2 separate regions of the Homo sapiens genome follow, and region 2 is linked to region 1. Evidence: read pairs that join two places in POLR2A ChIA-PET (ENCODE). Cell type or tissue: endothelial cell of umbilical vein. All regions are shown on one strand. Each heading gives the region's core, and the rest is flanking DNA. Links, peaks and the distances in the headings are about the cores only.

The links. Peaks named below come from ENCODE experiments on the same cell type or tissue, not always from the same donor. Only the 100,000 strongest peaks of a DNase experiment are listed, where the experiment ranks them.
Region 2: POLR2A ChIA-PET joins it to region 1 with 5 read pairs; 2 of 35 experiments call an interaction of 5 or more read pairs at or near these places.

The regions. Positions count from the first base shown.
Region 1 is chr12:43,245,596-43,253,385 of GRCh38, forward strand. No RefSeq gene overlaps it. Among named protein-coding and RNA genes, the nearest start is that of LINC02461, 94 kb to the left of the region's middle. In endothelial cell of umbilical vein, for the core only: no CTCF peak of the experiment used is centred there; no DNase peak of the experiment used is centred there.
Region 2 is chr12:42,712,477-42,720,266 of GRCh38, forward strand. LINC02450 (long intergenic non-protein coding RNA 2450) reads left to right here. Exons shown (of 4, transcript NR_135028.1): 4 at 4,015-4,643. Among named protein-coding and RNA genes, the nearest start is that of LINC02450, 24 kb to the left of the region's middle. In endothelial cell of umbilical vein, for the core only: no CTCF peak of the experiment used is centred there; a DNase peak (open chromatin) is centred at 4,135.

The DNA.
Region 1 (7,790 bases), core at 1,481-5,480:
TAAGCCATAAAGCCAGTGACCCACAGTGACCTACCAGATTGAACATTCAAAATCAAGTTTTTCTCTTTCCATTGTGTCTATAAACACCGTTGGTAAATACACCCATCTTAAGTGTTTGTAAGGATTACCTGCAATATCATATGAAAGTAAGAAGTCCTCAGTAAATACTAAATCTAATACTAGATTTAAAATTATGCGTTTTTAATATCACTACTACAATTTGTGTGTCTGCACTAGGGTATTCTTATTTCTCTAATTTGGTCTTGTAACACTTAACTTTAGCATTCTCATATCACTTATCACATTGGAACAAAACAAATTTAGACACATGGATAAAATATATCACATATCCTATGAGCTTGTTATGACCTTTTCCTGAAATCCGAACGTTTCTTTAAAACCTTGAAAACTGAAGAAATTATCCTAGTCCCCTACTCATTGGTTCTGTATCAGTTCTGTGCAAAATTATTCTTCCTTCCTGCTTTTAGAAAATTAATGAAAACAGTATCACTTAGTGGAAAGAGCGCAGTCTTTATAAAGTTCACAAGGTTCAAATTATAAGTCTTTTACTAATTAGCTGTATAATCATGTGAAAATAACTTAAGCTCTCAGTTTCAGATTCAGTTTCTCCATTTACAAAATAAGGTAACAGTATTTATCTCAGAGTTTTTTTGTGACATTTAAATTGAACAGGCCAGACAACAATCTGTCAAAACATATGTGAATGCCCTTGACATTCAATACATAACAATTTCCTCTTTTACCTTACTTTTTATGGTTACTATTAACTGTGCTTTTAAAAAATTTTTAATTTAACAATGATTAAGTCCATTAAATGTGGAATAAAGATATTTCTGGGAGACAATATGATAGAACGATAGACTAGAAATATCATATGTTTGTAGTCAAATATGCCTAGATTTGATTATTGACTCTGCCATTTCTTAGCCCTGTGATTTTTGATAAATTATTTAATCCCTTATATGTCTGTTTCTGGTGTAGCCAATAATACCTTCCTCCTAAGTTTGTTGTCAGAATTTAATTTTAAAATGGCTTGGAGAAAGTTGTGCATAGTCGCCTGTTAACTCCCAGTATTAGCAACCTTACCTACCTGGATGATGTAGATTTCCCCTCTGTTGTGTTTAAGTGGTTGCCAATTAAACCCTACAAATATAAAATTCATCTAGTCTATTAAAATATCAAGTCTGTAAAATATTTACTTCTGATCTTTATTTGATTACATACTTATCTCAGGAACAGAAAACTGAAATCCCACAGGGGGTTTATTTTAAAGTAAAGACATTCATACACAATTACAGAAAAATCAATGAAGGAGAAACTACATAGTGACATTAATTTTTATTTCAGGGCCCCGTCCTCTAACATATTTGTCAAGATACTGTTTAATCCTTTATATAACTGCTTGAGATACTGATGGAGTCAAAACAACTGATCAGGAACCTGATTAAACGCAAGAAAAAAGAGAGTATAAAATATATGAAAAGCAAGTTGGTGGTATGAAAATTTTTCTCATTAGTTTATTTGTTGAAATAAAGCAAAATTTTTCCAACAGTGCCACATACAGACTCCTGTTTATTTAGGGGTCATATTCTTATGGGACCAACAGAATTTTGCTTTTTGTTTTTGTAATACGAGTTATAATTTATTAAATGAGTAACGCTAAAAATGATTACTATATAGAGAGCATTCATTCATTGTTGAGCTGTTTTAAGAGGGTGTGTGTGTGTGTGTGTGTGTGTGTGTGTGTGTGTGTTTCATCTTTCTCCTGAACATCCACTATCAAATACCATTCGCTGTGAGAAACGATCATGTCTTCATTCTTACCTTATCCTTTGGGACTCTATCTTGAATCCCCAAAGAACCTGTAAAGAATGCCTGCTGTCTGGATGAATGGCGAGCAGGTGTGTAAGTGTTACTCTCGTGGGCACTTTATCCTTCAGCTGAAAAGGGCACAATCTGTTCTTGTGTCACTGGTACAAACCCATAAAATTTGAGAGTGGTGGTCCTACATGTTCATGGAAAATGATTTAAACCACGCAATTGTGTTTAAAATGATGACAATGGCCTGGATCTCAAAATTGGGATACTATCAGGAGGTCCTCACAAAGTTGATAGTCATTAATAGCAGAGATAGGTTTATGTTGACAACTTCCTCCCCTGCAATAACAACAAATTAGGGCCTCAGTTAAAACAAATAAGTGACCCTGGAAACAAGAGCATTAGAGCAGATGACAGGAAAAGCTACTATTTATTTCCAAGCAGCATTCAAAGAAAAACTCTGCCAGGAATTTTCAGAAATGAGTAGCTTGTTTTGCTTAATCTCAGACCACCTACTGAAACAATGCATTTTTTAAAAATTTCTAAATTGTGGAATTAATTTATTTTTGCTTATTTTTTGTTTTTCTTTTAATGAAGAATCTAGACTTCCAGAAACCAGAAAAAAGTGATTAGAGATACAAAATTTGCCCAATATAACATAATAGCTACTGTTACTTTGAGTGGATTTATGTTTCATCAGATATACTCAGTAGATTGTTTGACTTCAAAATTTATGTTTCTTGTTTATGACATGAGGAAGCTAATTTGAACTACATAAATCCCTCCCTCTTTGAGGAATTTTCAGTGTGAGACAAAATGGAGCTTTTGAGTAAAGCTAAATGTTACATTGAGTATAACAGTACAGTGAGGTAGAAAATAAACATCTATACTAGAAAACTGGGAAACAACCCAAATGTATTCTTGTCATTTTGGTCTGATGACAATAACATTTGGGAAAAAACATTTTGAATAAAGAGTTGTGATGCTCAACAGAGTCCTAAGACAATTATAAATTGATTCAGGTCCATTTAAGCATAAAAAAAATTTATTAAAAAGATGTGAAAGATACCCAGAATCATGTGGAAGCCTGGAGAACTAAACCCCAAATCAAACGGAAGCTGGGTAGTTAGAATCTCAGCCAAATCAAGCCACACACCTAAGCCAGGAGGACAACAGGGTTGTGGCTGCAGAGCCCTGGCTGCCAGCTCAAATCCCTGGAGCAGCAGATGCTGGTTCTTAGACATCACCCTTGTAGCTCTGGACACTCCTCTCACCCAGTCCCTAGAAACCAAAGGCCTCTGTCACCACCACGGCTACCGAAGGAATTCTTCATGGTCTCTGCACAGGAGTGTAAGAAAGTGAGTGCGTAGCTCTTTTAGGCCCTATAATAGGAGACAATTAACTCCTCTCTCCCCATAAAAAGCCAACAAATTTTTATGTCAGTCCATCCTAGCATTATATTAAGATCATTCTTTTGCTCATAATTTTAATTTAAAAAATTATTCCTTTGTAACAAAATACAGTCATTGCTCATACAAATCCAAACATTCCATCACTCTCTTAACAAATGGAGCACCTCAATTTCTCATTAGGGGTGTACTAAATTCCATCTTCAGAATTTGGTGATGATATATATTCCTCTTCAATATATTCAATCAATATTCAGTCAAGATACTGATTCGATATCATATTCAATATCTTACTAGCTATAAAAAAATTAGAAATCTAATTACCACTCTTGGATAAATAAATTGTGAGATTATATATATATATATATATATATATATATATATATATATATATATGTATATATACACCATGGACTACTACTCAGCCATAAAAAGGAGCAAAATAATGGCATTTGCAGCAACCTGGATGGAATTGGAGACCATTATTCTAAATGAAGTAACTCAGGAATGGAAAACCAAACATCGTATGTCTCATTCATAAATGGGAGTGAAGCTATGAGGATACAAAGGCATAGGAATAATACAATGGACTTCAGGGACTCAGGGGAAAGGGTGGGAGGGAGGTGAGGGATAAAAAACTACACATTAGGTACAGTGTACACTGCTCAGGTAATGGCTGCACCAGAATCTCAGAAATCACCACTAAAGAACTTATTCAAGTAATCAAACACCACCTGTTCCCCAAAAACCTATTGAAATAAATAAATAAATAAATAAATAAATAAATAAATAAATAAATGAAAGTTAATGACCACTCTAATATATACCCTATATACAATAATGGTATAGAGAAAAAAATTGTAAAGATATGTGTATGCACACACAAACTATATATACACACACTATACACACATATGTTGTATATATAAACTTATGTACACACACATAAAAGCACATGAGCATATAAATACATCTACATATATCTAGCTACATATATAATGCACATATACATATAAATACACACACACATATATAAAAGCATATAAGAAGTGACTACAATAATCATTTCCACAGTTTCTTGTGGGTCTTAGCTACATATTTGACTTCCCTTTTCTACTTTATATTTCAGGTTCCTTTAACCTTGACATGTATTTCAGTTGCATGAAGAGCTAACCCTCTTATATTCTTCAACTGTTAGTATCAGACATAACAATAAAAGGAATTATCTCATAGATTACCTGTGTTCCATCCATAATCCTCCCAGCCCTCACTGAATAGTAGCAATCCCAACTCCTCTTGATAATAAGGATCAATGACCCTAAAGAACATCATAAATCTGGTTTTGTCTATTCATTCAATGGTTTGAAAAAATCCCAAAATGATAAGTTGGCAGTTTTCTAATTCAATATAATCATTATTGTGTCACTTGGTGAAATATAAAACAACAGAGCCAAGAATCTTGGGATAGAAAGCAAAAACATCTTGTGAGTGGGCTGTTTGGTATTACAGTGAGAAATTCCTTATGTCTACCTTTTCATTCTCAGATTCCTAAATTATGTCTACAGATGAAATAGTACTATTATATTGGTCATTGGTTTAGAACATTTACCATTTCCTGAAGGACAGCATCCCAACATTACAAGGCATTGTTTCCAGATGATGGGATAAATAAGTCTTTTATAAAGCACTCAACCATTTTGTAAGGCCAGCTACTTATGGGAAATGGAGTCTTCATAAGAATAGTAAATTTGTGGGCATTAGCTCTAGGCCTTGAATCTTTACTTGTACAGTGAGGAGAAGACATGTGGTGAGGGATGTGATGACGGCATATAAAGCATTCGTGAAATTTACTGATAATGATGCTGGAAGAAGTATGATAGGAAAAACAAACTCGTGTTTAGAATAAACATCTTTCAATGAGAGCAAATTGGAATAGGTACTTCCACCTATGAAAAAATCAGTTCATTAAAATAAACCAACCATCAGGTAACTAACTAGTTGTCCTGAGATAATGGGAACTCAGGGTAGGTTGTTGTTACTTGAAAACTGAGAAGTCAGTGATGGCAGTAGTTGAGTCAACCTTGGTGAAAGTAACTCTATTTTGCTGAGTTCTTGCAAACCATTTATACATGAGAATATGACCCTTTTCATAAAGTCACTCTACTACTAAGAGACATAATAATAGATGGGCTTCTTCATATTTTGGAGAAAATGTGTATTACATGGAGGTATAAATGAATAGCACTTTACCTTTGACCTAAAAGCCTGCCCCTTTTGATTGGGTCCTGAGCAAAAGGAGCTCCATTCAGTCCAGACCACATTGCATGCGGTTTTGCCACTCACCTGCCACATTGCCTTGAACCTATCAGGCACATACTGGCAACAACTACAAAATGAGGCACAAGGATATCTACAGAACTTGTCAACACGCATGGGCTTTTTGGTGGGCATTCTCATGTGATACATTCTAAGACTATTCTATGAGTTTTATTTCCCTGTTTCCGAAAATTCATTCATTACAGACTTAAGATTTGTATGTGTCCTTTATTTGGACCATCATCTCTCCTTCCACTCTAAGAGAAAAATAAGATCTTTCTATTGGTTTTTTTAATGCTGGGCAAATATCCTTTCTTCAGCATCTACTATGGACACACTTTAATGGGGCTCCAATGCATCAATAGACCACTTTAAGCTGCAGTGCCAGAATACCATGAAAATGTATTTGTAAAATAAATAAAATTATTTTTTCTTAATTAATTAACTTTATCAGTCATCTCATCATGGAAAATGTATCAGAAACCATAGCGTTTGAATATGGGTTAGCAAAACAGCAGATATAGAAAAGCAAGAAATATAAGCAACTGGTTTATGCAACTGATTTGCTTCTAAAGAAACAGTTTAGATCTAGTCCCATTTTTTTCACTTTCGTTGTTGCTAGAGTACTGCTTGGAATGACTTTATGTCTATGTAGATTAGAGAGCATCTAGTTCATATTGGGCACCTTGGATTGCGTGGTCACCTAGTTTTCAATGTCTACCAAGTTAAAGTTTTTTAAAAGTAAATAGTTGCCAAAAAAAATAAGACTGTGCTCTGAAATCATGGGGCTCTCCACCCCTACTCTTCTACTGGTTCACTTCCTTTTTCGTTCTTTCTTTTTCTTTCTTTTTTTTTTTTTCCTTAACTTGCTCCAATGCTCACCCTTGATCACATGGACTTTTAATCTGCTAAAAAACACTCTGACAAACCTTGAAATCACTGTGTCAAGTGAGTTGCAAAACTGCATTCATTAAGCCTGAACCAACTGAAATACTTTCTCATTTTATGAACCCAATCAACATTGGCAGCCTTTCAAGCCAAAGGTCAAAATTTTATATTTAACACTTTGATGTAATATATCTTGACTCTAAAATGCAAAGAAATTACCAATTACTATGTCTCTGTCTTAGTAGCATAAGACACTGGAACGACTTCCTAGTTTTGATGGGGATGTCCTTATATACTTCAGTGATATAGACTAAAGGTTGGAAAACTGTAGACTGCAGGTCAAATCTAGCCTGCCACCTGCTTGTTAACAGCCTGTGAGCACTACTTGAAGGGCTCACTGTTAAGCCATGGGTACCTACATAATATATTTCATATTGACTTTTCACCTCAAAGCCTAAAATATGTACCATCTGGCTCTGATCTATACCCCAAGAGACATCACTGGGGTGAATAATCTGTATTTTCCTCCTACTCTCTGGCATATATATATATATATGGCATTTAGAATTCTTCTCTGAAAATCCTATCAGTATAGGAAACCTATGATGATATTCTGTAGTATAGTAGAGAAAGATACTGAAGAGTAAATTATGCCACTGAGCTGATATAACCTTGAGCAAGATGATAAAAGTAGTATACTGCTGTCACTGCCAAGTCAAAGCATGCTATTTAACAAAAAAAAAAAAAAAGGCTTGACCTTCTCAGCTGTATGTCATTTGCTAGAGATATATTGATTTTTTCAAAAATCATGACCTGATTAGCATTTTGATAACCCATTGTTATTCTCCTGGTTAAATTTGTCTTTCGTATCATAGAAACTCAGGAGTTAAAAGAGGATACTATAGAGATTGACACCCTTGTATGTTTTGTTTGTTTGTTTGTTTGTTTGTTTGTTTTGAGATGGAGTCTCACTCTGTTGCCCAGGCTGGAGTGCAGTGGTGCGATCTCGGCTCACTGCAAGCTTTGCCTCCCGGGTTCACGCCATTCTCCTGCCTCAGCCTCCCGAGTAGCTGGGACTATAGGCGCCCACCACCATGCCTGGCTAATTTTTTGTATTTTTTTTTTTTAGTAGAGATGGGGTTTCACCATGTTAGCCAGGATGGTCTTGATCTCGTAACCTCGTGATCCACCCAGCTCGGCCTCCTAAAGTGCTGGGATTACAGTCGCGAGCCACCGCAAACAGCAGACACCCTTGTATCTTTCCAGCTGTCTTTGATGGTAGCTTTAAGCTTCATAATTCCATCAGGGATACACTACTGGTTTTTTACTTACTCTTTT
Region 2 (7,790 bases), core at 2,227-6,226, 530 kb before region 1:
CAAATTGTCTCTGTTTGCAGATAACATGATTACATATTTAGAAAACCCCATTGTCTCAGCTCAAAATCTCCTTAAGCTGTAAGTAACTTCAGCAAAGTCTCAGGATACAAAATCAATGTGCAAAAATCACAAGCATTCCTATACACCAATAACAGACAAACAGACAAATCATGAGTGAACTCCCATTCACAATTTCTACAAAGAGAATAAAATACCTAGGAATACAAATTACAAGGGATATGAAGGACCTCTTCAAGGAGAACTACAAACCACTGCTCAAGGAAATAAAAGAAGACCCAAACAAATGGAAAAACATTCCATGCTCATGGATAGGAAGAAGAATCAATATCATGAAAATGGCCATACTGTCCAAAGTAATTTATAGATTCAATGCTATCCCCATCAAGCTACCACTGACTTTCTTCACAGAATTGGAAAAAAAACTACTTTAAATTTCACACGGAACCAAAAAAGAGCCTGTATAGCCAAGACAATCCTAAGCAAAAGGAAAAAAGCTGGAGGATCATGCTACCTGACTTCAAACTATACTACAAGGCTACAGTCACCAAAACAGCATGGTACTGGTACCAAAACAGATATATAGACCAACGGAACAGAATAGAGTCCTCAGAAATAACACCACACATTTACAACCATCTGATCTTTGACAAACCTGACAAAAACAACCAATGGGGAAAGGATTCCCTACTTAATAAATGGTATTGGGAAAACTGGCTAGCCATATGCTGAAAATGAAAACTGGACCCCTTCCTTACACCTTATACAAAAATTAACTCAAGATGGATTAAAGACTTAAACGTAAGACCTAAAACCATAAAAAACCTTAGAAGAAAACTAAGCAATGCCATTCAGGATATAGGCATGGTCAAAGACTTCATGACTAAAGCACCAAAAGCAATGGCAACAAAAGCCAAAATTGACAATGGGATCTAATTAAAGAGCTTCTGCACAGCAAAAGAAACTATCATCAGAGTGAACAGGCAACCTACAGAATGGGGGAAATTTTTTGCAATCTATCCATCTGACAAAAGGCTAATATCCAGAATCTACAAAGCACTTAAATTTACAAGAAAAAAACAACCCTATCAAAAAGTGGATGAAGGATATGAAGACACTTCTCAAAAGAAGACATGTGGCCAACAAACATGAAAAAAAGCTCATCATCAGTGGTCATTAGAGAAATGCAAATCAAAACCACAATGAGATACCATCTCATGCCAGTTAGAATGGTCATCATTAAAAAGTCAGGAAACAACAGATGGTGGAGAGGATGTGGAGAAACAGGAATGCTTTTACACTGTTGGTGGGGAGTGTAAATTAGTTCAACCATTGTGGAAGACAGTGTAGCGATTCCTCAAGGGTTTAGAACCAGAAATAACACTTGACCCAGCAATCCCGTTACTGGGTATATACCCAAAGGGTTATAAATCATTCTACTATGAAGACACATGCACACGTATGTTTATTGCAGCAGTGTTCACAATAGCAAAGAATTGGAACCAACCCAAATGCCCATCAATGATAGACTGGGTAGAGAAAATGTGGCATATATGTACCATGGAATACTATGCAGCCATAAAAAGGATGAGTTCATGTCCTTTGCAGGGACATGGATGAAGCTGGAAACCATCATTCTCAGCAAACTAACACAGGAACAGAAACCCAAACACAGCATGTTCTCACTTGTAAGTGGGAGTTGAACAATGAGAACACATGGACACAGGGAGGGGAACATCACACACTGGGGCCTGTCAATGGGTAGGGGTTTAGGAGAGGGATAGCATTAGGAGAAATACCTAATGTAGATGATGGGTTGATGGGTGCAGCAAACCACCATGGCATGTGTATACTTATGTAAAAAACCTGCATGTTCTGCACATGTATCCCAAAACTTAAAGTATAATAAAAAATGCAGCACAAAGATTTAGTCTCAACACTCCATATGCAGAATAAGAGTCTCCCTGATGGATCTACTAATGGAGCCTAAGACTGTTTTAGCTTTTAAAGGAAAATTTTAAATGAGTCATTATTTGCCCAATTTTCTTCCACACGATAGCTACGTAATTGGCTTTGTAAATCTACATGTAACAGTTTAATTTCACTGCAGCTCACTTATCCTCTGATGTAATTTTGAATTTGCCAGTTAGAGGTATTTTTAGTGCCCATAATTTTGATAAGCATGAAGATGAATAAGAAAGACAAGGACGGCATACTCCAGCACCCCATCACAAATTTTGCTCTGAGATGAATACCCATCTACTAATCAACACTCTTTGACTTTGGATTCAACCAGCTGATTCTTCCCACAACTCAATCTATAGTTGCTACTCACATATCTGATTCAGTTTGGGTTGCTATAACAGAATACCATGGACTGGGTGATTTAAATAACAGAAATGTATTTCTCGTAGTTCTGGAGGCTGGGGTAGTCCAAGGTCAAGGCACTGGCAGGTGTCTGGTGACATCCTCTTCCTGGCTTGCAGTTGGCCATTTTCTTATTCTACCCTCACATGGTTGAGAGCAGAAAGAGAGGAAGCTCTCTCATGTCTCTTTGTATGTGTATATGGGCACTAATTTCATCATGACACCTCAACCCTCATGGCCTAATTGTTTCCTGAAGGCCTCATCTCCAAAGACCCTAACATTGGAGATTCAGGCTTCAAAATGCAAATTTTGGGGAGACACAAATGTTCAGTCCATAGCACCAATTTTGAAGCTCTTCACTTAGTAGGGCAACATTGGAAAAGTTATGTATAATAACTTCTCTGAACCTCACTATCATCATCTGTAAAGTGGAGGAATATCTACCTTGAAGTGAGGGCTAAGATAAATTATAGTGAAGGTTTATCATAGTGTCAAGCATTTAATGTCAGTTATTTAATATGTTATTTCTCCATCTTGTCCACTAGATACCACAAAATTGATCTGAAATTTCATTATCACAGTTTCAATATTTTCCTGTCTTTGGTCTTTTGGAACTTTCCCCCTTTTTTTTTTTTTTTTTTTTTGAGACAGAGTCTCACTCTGTCACTCAGGCTGGAGTGCAGTGGTGCGATCTCACTGCAAGCTCTGCCTCCTGGGTTCGCGTCATTCTCCTGCCTCAGCCTCCTGAGTAGCTGGGACTACAGGTGCCTGCCACCATGCCCAGCTAATTTTTTGCATTTTTAGTAGAGACGGGATTTCACCGTGTTAGCCGGGATGGTCTGGATCTCCTGACCTCATGATCCACCTGCCTTGGCCTCCCAAAGTGCTGGGATTAGAGACGTGAGCCATGGCACCTGGCTGAGCTTTTCCTATTTTTAATGACTTTTAAAGGATTAATTGGCAATGATCTTGATATAAGCCTAGAGATTTGTTTAACAGCTGAGAGCAATTATGACTTCCTATAGAGCACTAGATTAGCCTAGTGACTAATACAAATAATATCATTAATTTGGGTGCTGGGGAGAGGAACTCCATAAGAGTTGAGAATCAAACCTGGAAGTCAGACAGTAGCTTTTTTTTTTTTTTTTTTAAATGTGGTATGCAGAAGTGGAAGACCATGCAGGATAATTTTTATTAGATTTTATTACAGAACATTCAGCACAAATATTACTGCTCAGATTGGGGTGGGTGATTGTTGCATTTACTTGGACATTGTTTATCTGATAGTATCATCATGATTAGGAGGTTCTGGGATCAGACTGACCTGGCTCCATCATTTGCCAGTGTGTGTAAGGTCACAGCTGGAACCTTGACTGAGTCTGTTTGCTCGTCACTTAAATGGTATCCAGAACATAAGATGGTTTGAGGATCATGGGAGAATGTGTGTCTGAAGTGCTTATCCTGGTTCCTAGTCCATAGTGGTGGACTCAATAAATGGTAGCCGTGATTTTAACTATGGTAAGAGAAAATTTCGCAAAGGAACTGGCCGCCAAACACCACTAAAAATTTAATCATTGCCTTTTTTACAGCAGGCAGATTATAGGAATATTTGCTTTCTTTTCTCTCAAGGGTGTAACACTGTGACCAACGAAGAGAGTGTTTTCTATCAGTGACTCGCAGACTTCCCTTTCACTGGAATCCAGCTTATTAGCTGCATGGTTAACTTTGGAGCCAGGAAAACATCCTGCACATGACACTGCCATCAAGCAGAGGAGACATGTTTCTCGGCTTCCCCTCTCTGGGACTTAATAGCCTCTGAAGGCTAGCCTTTACTGACTCATGAAGCTGTGTCTGCCTGGGGTCAGTGGTGGAGACATTGCGTTAACCCCAGCAAGCGAGCCATCACCAGAGCTTTGCACAGGGAGACACCACATAGAAAGGCAGATGAGGCAACACACACACCATCCCCAGACAGCCATGGGTCCCCAGAGACAGGAAAAATATGTGTTTTCTTAAAGAATTAGAAAAGAAAACCTTGCTTTTTCCTGTGTGGCTCATTGGTAGGAGATCTCAAATTCTAACCCTTGTTTTCTCTTTTACCTCTCTGTCTGCTAAAAAGCACTCCTTAGATCCAGTATCTAGCATGGTGAGCCTCCTGGATGCAGTGCTGCAGTGGCCACTGCTGGGTCAAAAACAAACACTGGGAAAGGAGGAAAATGATGTTTTTCTCTCTTTCAATAAAGCATTTGAAATCTCTAGTTCTGTTTTCTCCTTTCTCTCTCTGGTGTCCCATGTATGCAGTGATGAGAAAGGAAGTTCTTCCATCTGGTGTTTGTGACTCAATTATTCCTAACCCATTTTTATGTTGTTCTACCAGTAGTAGTTCCCCAGGTGCAGGTCACCTTCCTCTCTTATGACTCCCTGTACTCCAGGCTGTTTCTGGGATAGGTGTTCATGGTTGGGGAGAAACTGTACTCTCAACATTAGCAGAGAACATTTACTGAGTGATTGTAAATTGGTCCCTAGAGAGGTCCTGGGACATTTTCTTAGTGAGCCAATGCTGACTTCTGGAGAGCATTCCTTAGTAGGTGTCAGGATCAGCTTCATAATCTAGTCTAGAACTTTGTTAAGCTCAAGCTTTATGATAATGTGTGTCCATTTGTAATTATCACCTCTAATCATCATCTGGAAATGTAGATTTCAATTTGTGTGCAAAGGTGCCCACTGCCTTGGTTTTCTAGTCTGTTTTACGTAGTCTATTCTGTGCTTTTTAAGTCGACATACATTTTCTTTAGTAGACAAGGAATGATACTCCTGTTAGTAATGAAGAGAATGGTCAAAAAAGGCTGGGGATATGGTTGGGGTTAGATTTGTGCCATCCACATATGGCGGGTGGCAACCATATTGGACGGTGTAGATGTAGAACATTTCCATGATCACGGAAAGCTCTATTGGGCTTGTCAGATCTGTGTTAGATGACCAAAAAGAGTAGGATCACCTCCTGCTGGCCTGGAAGTCTCCATTAGTAGAAGCCAAGAGAGTGCTGTAGAATTCTTCGGACTCCTATAAAGACCACTGTCACTTATGTCTTCTCTACCTCCTCTGCTGCCTGGAGACCACAGGGCTACTCTCATCATGTCACTTATCACATGAAGCCCAGGACTGCCTGGCCATTTTCATGCCAAGACTCCTCCATGACTTTGCACTTCTCTTAAAGGATTTCACTGGCCCTTTGGAATTTTAAGGTCAATTGTCAGCATAATCTCCCAAAACCTCAACTCTTCACTGAATCTTCTCTTCACTTCCTTGCTCTTCCCCAGACACTGCTTCCCTTGCAGCTCTCTTGAAAGATGGACATTTTCTCTCTCATCCTTCTTGTACTGCTGGACCTGGAGGTGGGTGAATTATTTTGCCTTAATTTCTGCCAGCACAGTGGCTCACACCTGTAATCCCAGCACTTTGGGAGGTGAAGGTGGGTGGATCTCTTGAGCCCAGGAGTTGGAGGTCAGCCTGGGCAACATACTGAAACCACATCTTTACTAAAAATACAAAAATTAGCTGGACATGGTGGCGCATGCCTGTAGTCCCAGCTGCTTGAGAGTCTGAGATGGGAGGATCAGTTAGTTGAACTCAGGAGGTGGAGGTTGCAGTGAGCTATGATCATGCCACTGCACTCCAGCCTGGGCAACAGAGTGACACCCCCCAAACCAAAAAACACTTCTGCCTCTAGACCTTTCTCTCTCTCCTCCTTAAAATCTGTTATAAATCTCATGTTGTCAATTTAGATCACCCTATATCCCTGCTCCCTTGCTGTAGTCCATAAGGACACCTTGGGTCACTCTGCCTGATTTCTTGAGGACTTTTTAGCTTGTGGCTCACTGCCATTCTCTCATCATTATTTATTTAATTGTTAGTAATGTAAATAGACAGGTAGAGGATTCTTGACTTTTTCTCCTCTGCTTATCTTGTCCTCTGTCTCATCTCAGAAACTATCTCTTGTAGTTGTCAACCTAAATAATGAGCTCTCTAAGAAATATGTTTATTTGCAAATAGAGCAACGCCTTGTGAATATGTGTGCCATGGTAAACTCTGTGCGTATTCAGGGAGGTAAAGGAAGACAAAGATTTTTTATGTTTTTTTAAAATTTTTTATTTTTAGAGACAAGGTCTCACTATGTTGCCCCAGCTGGCCTCGACTTCCTAGGCTCAAGTAATCCTCCCATGTCAGCCTTCTTAGTAGCTGGAATTACAGGCATGTGCCACTGCTGATAAAGGTTTTTAAAGGAAAAAATGAGGAATACATAATCATTTTGAAATAATTATCCCTGGCTACAGAGACCAATAACAAGGGTGACACCAGTTCAAGGTTGGACAAGCAGTTGCTGTGCAGATGTCCTTGCAGAAGTATTTTTTTTTGTGTGAGGTTGCAATGGCCTTTGTGCAAGGTTGTAGTTTTTGTAGTCTTTCATGATAGTTTTTACTATCAGGCATCCTAGCCAGGAGAACCCTCATTTCGTGGCCTTCCCTGGTTCTGTTTGTAAAGGTTTTTTAAATTTGTTTTTTTACTTTGAGCATTTTTTATTAATGTATGGTTATTCATAACACAGCACGGTAAATAGAGATTTATGCTTTAAATGTTTAAACCTATATGCAATCTTTATATGTTTCCATATTCAGCCTTTATATACATTTGGCAAGACTTTGCAAAAGCTGTCATTAGATAAGGATATTGAGTGCACAGGTTGCTGTTAATTCCAGTGGAAACAAAGTCTCTTAACTCATTTTTTTCTACTTTGCTGATTTTCCAAACAATTGCATCTTTTTAAATTTCAAAATTATAATTTTGTTGACATTCAGAAATATTGACAATGCATGTAAAGGTATGCACAATGCATAGAATATATTACAGCATGGAATGAAACTGCATATTCGTCTGCATTAATCTAATTATGCATATATATATTTTTTTATTATACTTTAAGTTTTAGGGTACAGGTGCACAATGTGCAGGTTTGTTACATATGTATACATGTGCCATGTTGGTGTGCTGCACCCATTAACTCGTCATTTAACATTAGGTATATCTCCTAATGCTATCCCTCCCCACTCCCCCAACCCCACAATAGGCCCCGGTGTGTGATGTTCCCCTTCTTGTGTCCATGTGTTCTCATTGCTCAATTCCCATCTATGAGTGAGAATATGTGGTGTTTGTTTTTTTGTCCCTGAGATGGTTTGCTGAGAATGATGGTTTCCAGCTTCATCCATGTCCCTACAAAGGACATGAACTCATCCTTTTTTATGGCTGCATAGGATTCCATGGTGTATATGTGCCACATTTTCTTAATCCAGTCTATCATTGTTGGACATTAGGCTAGGTTCCAAGTCTTTGCTATTGTGAATAGTGCC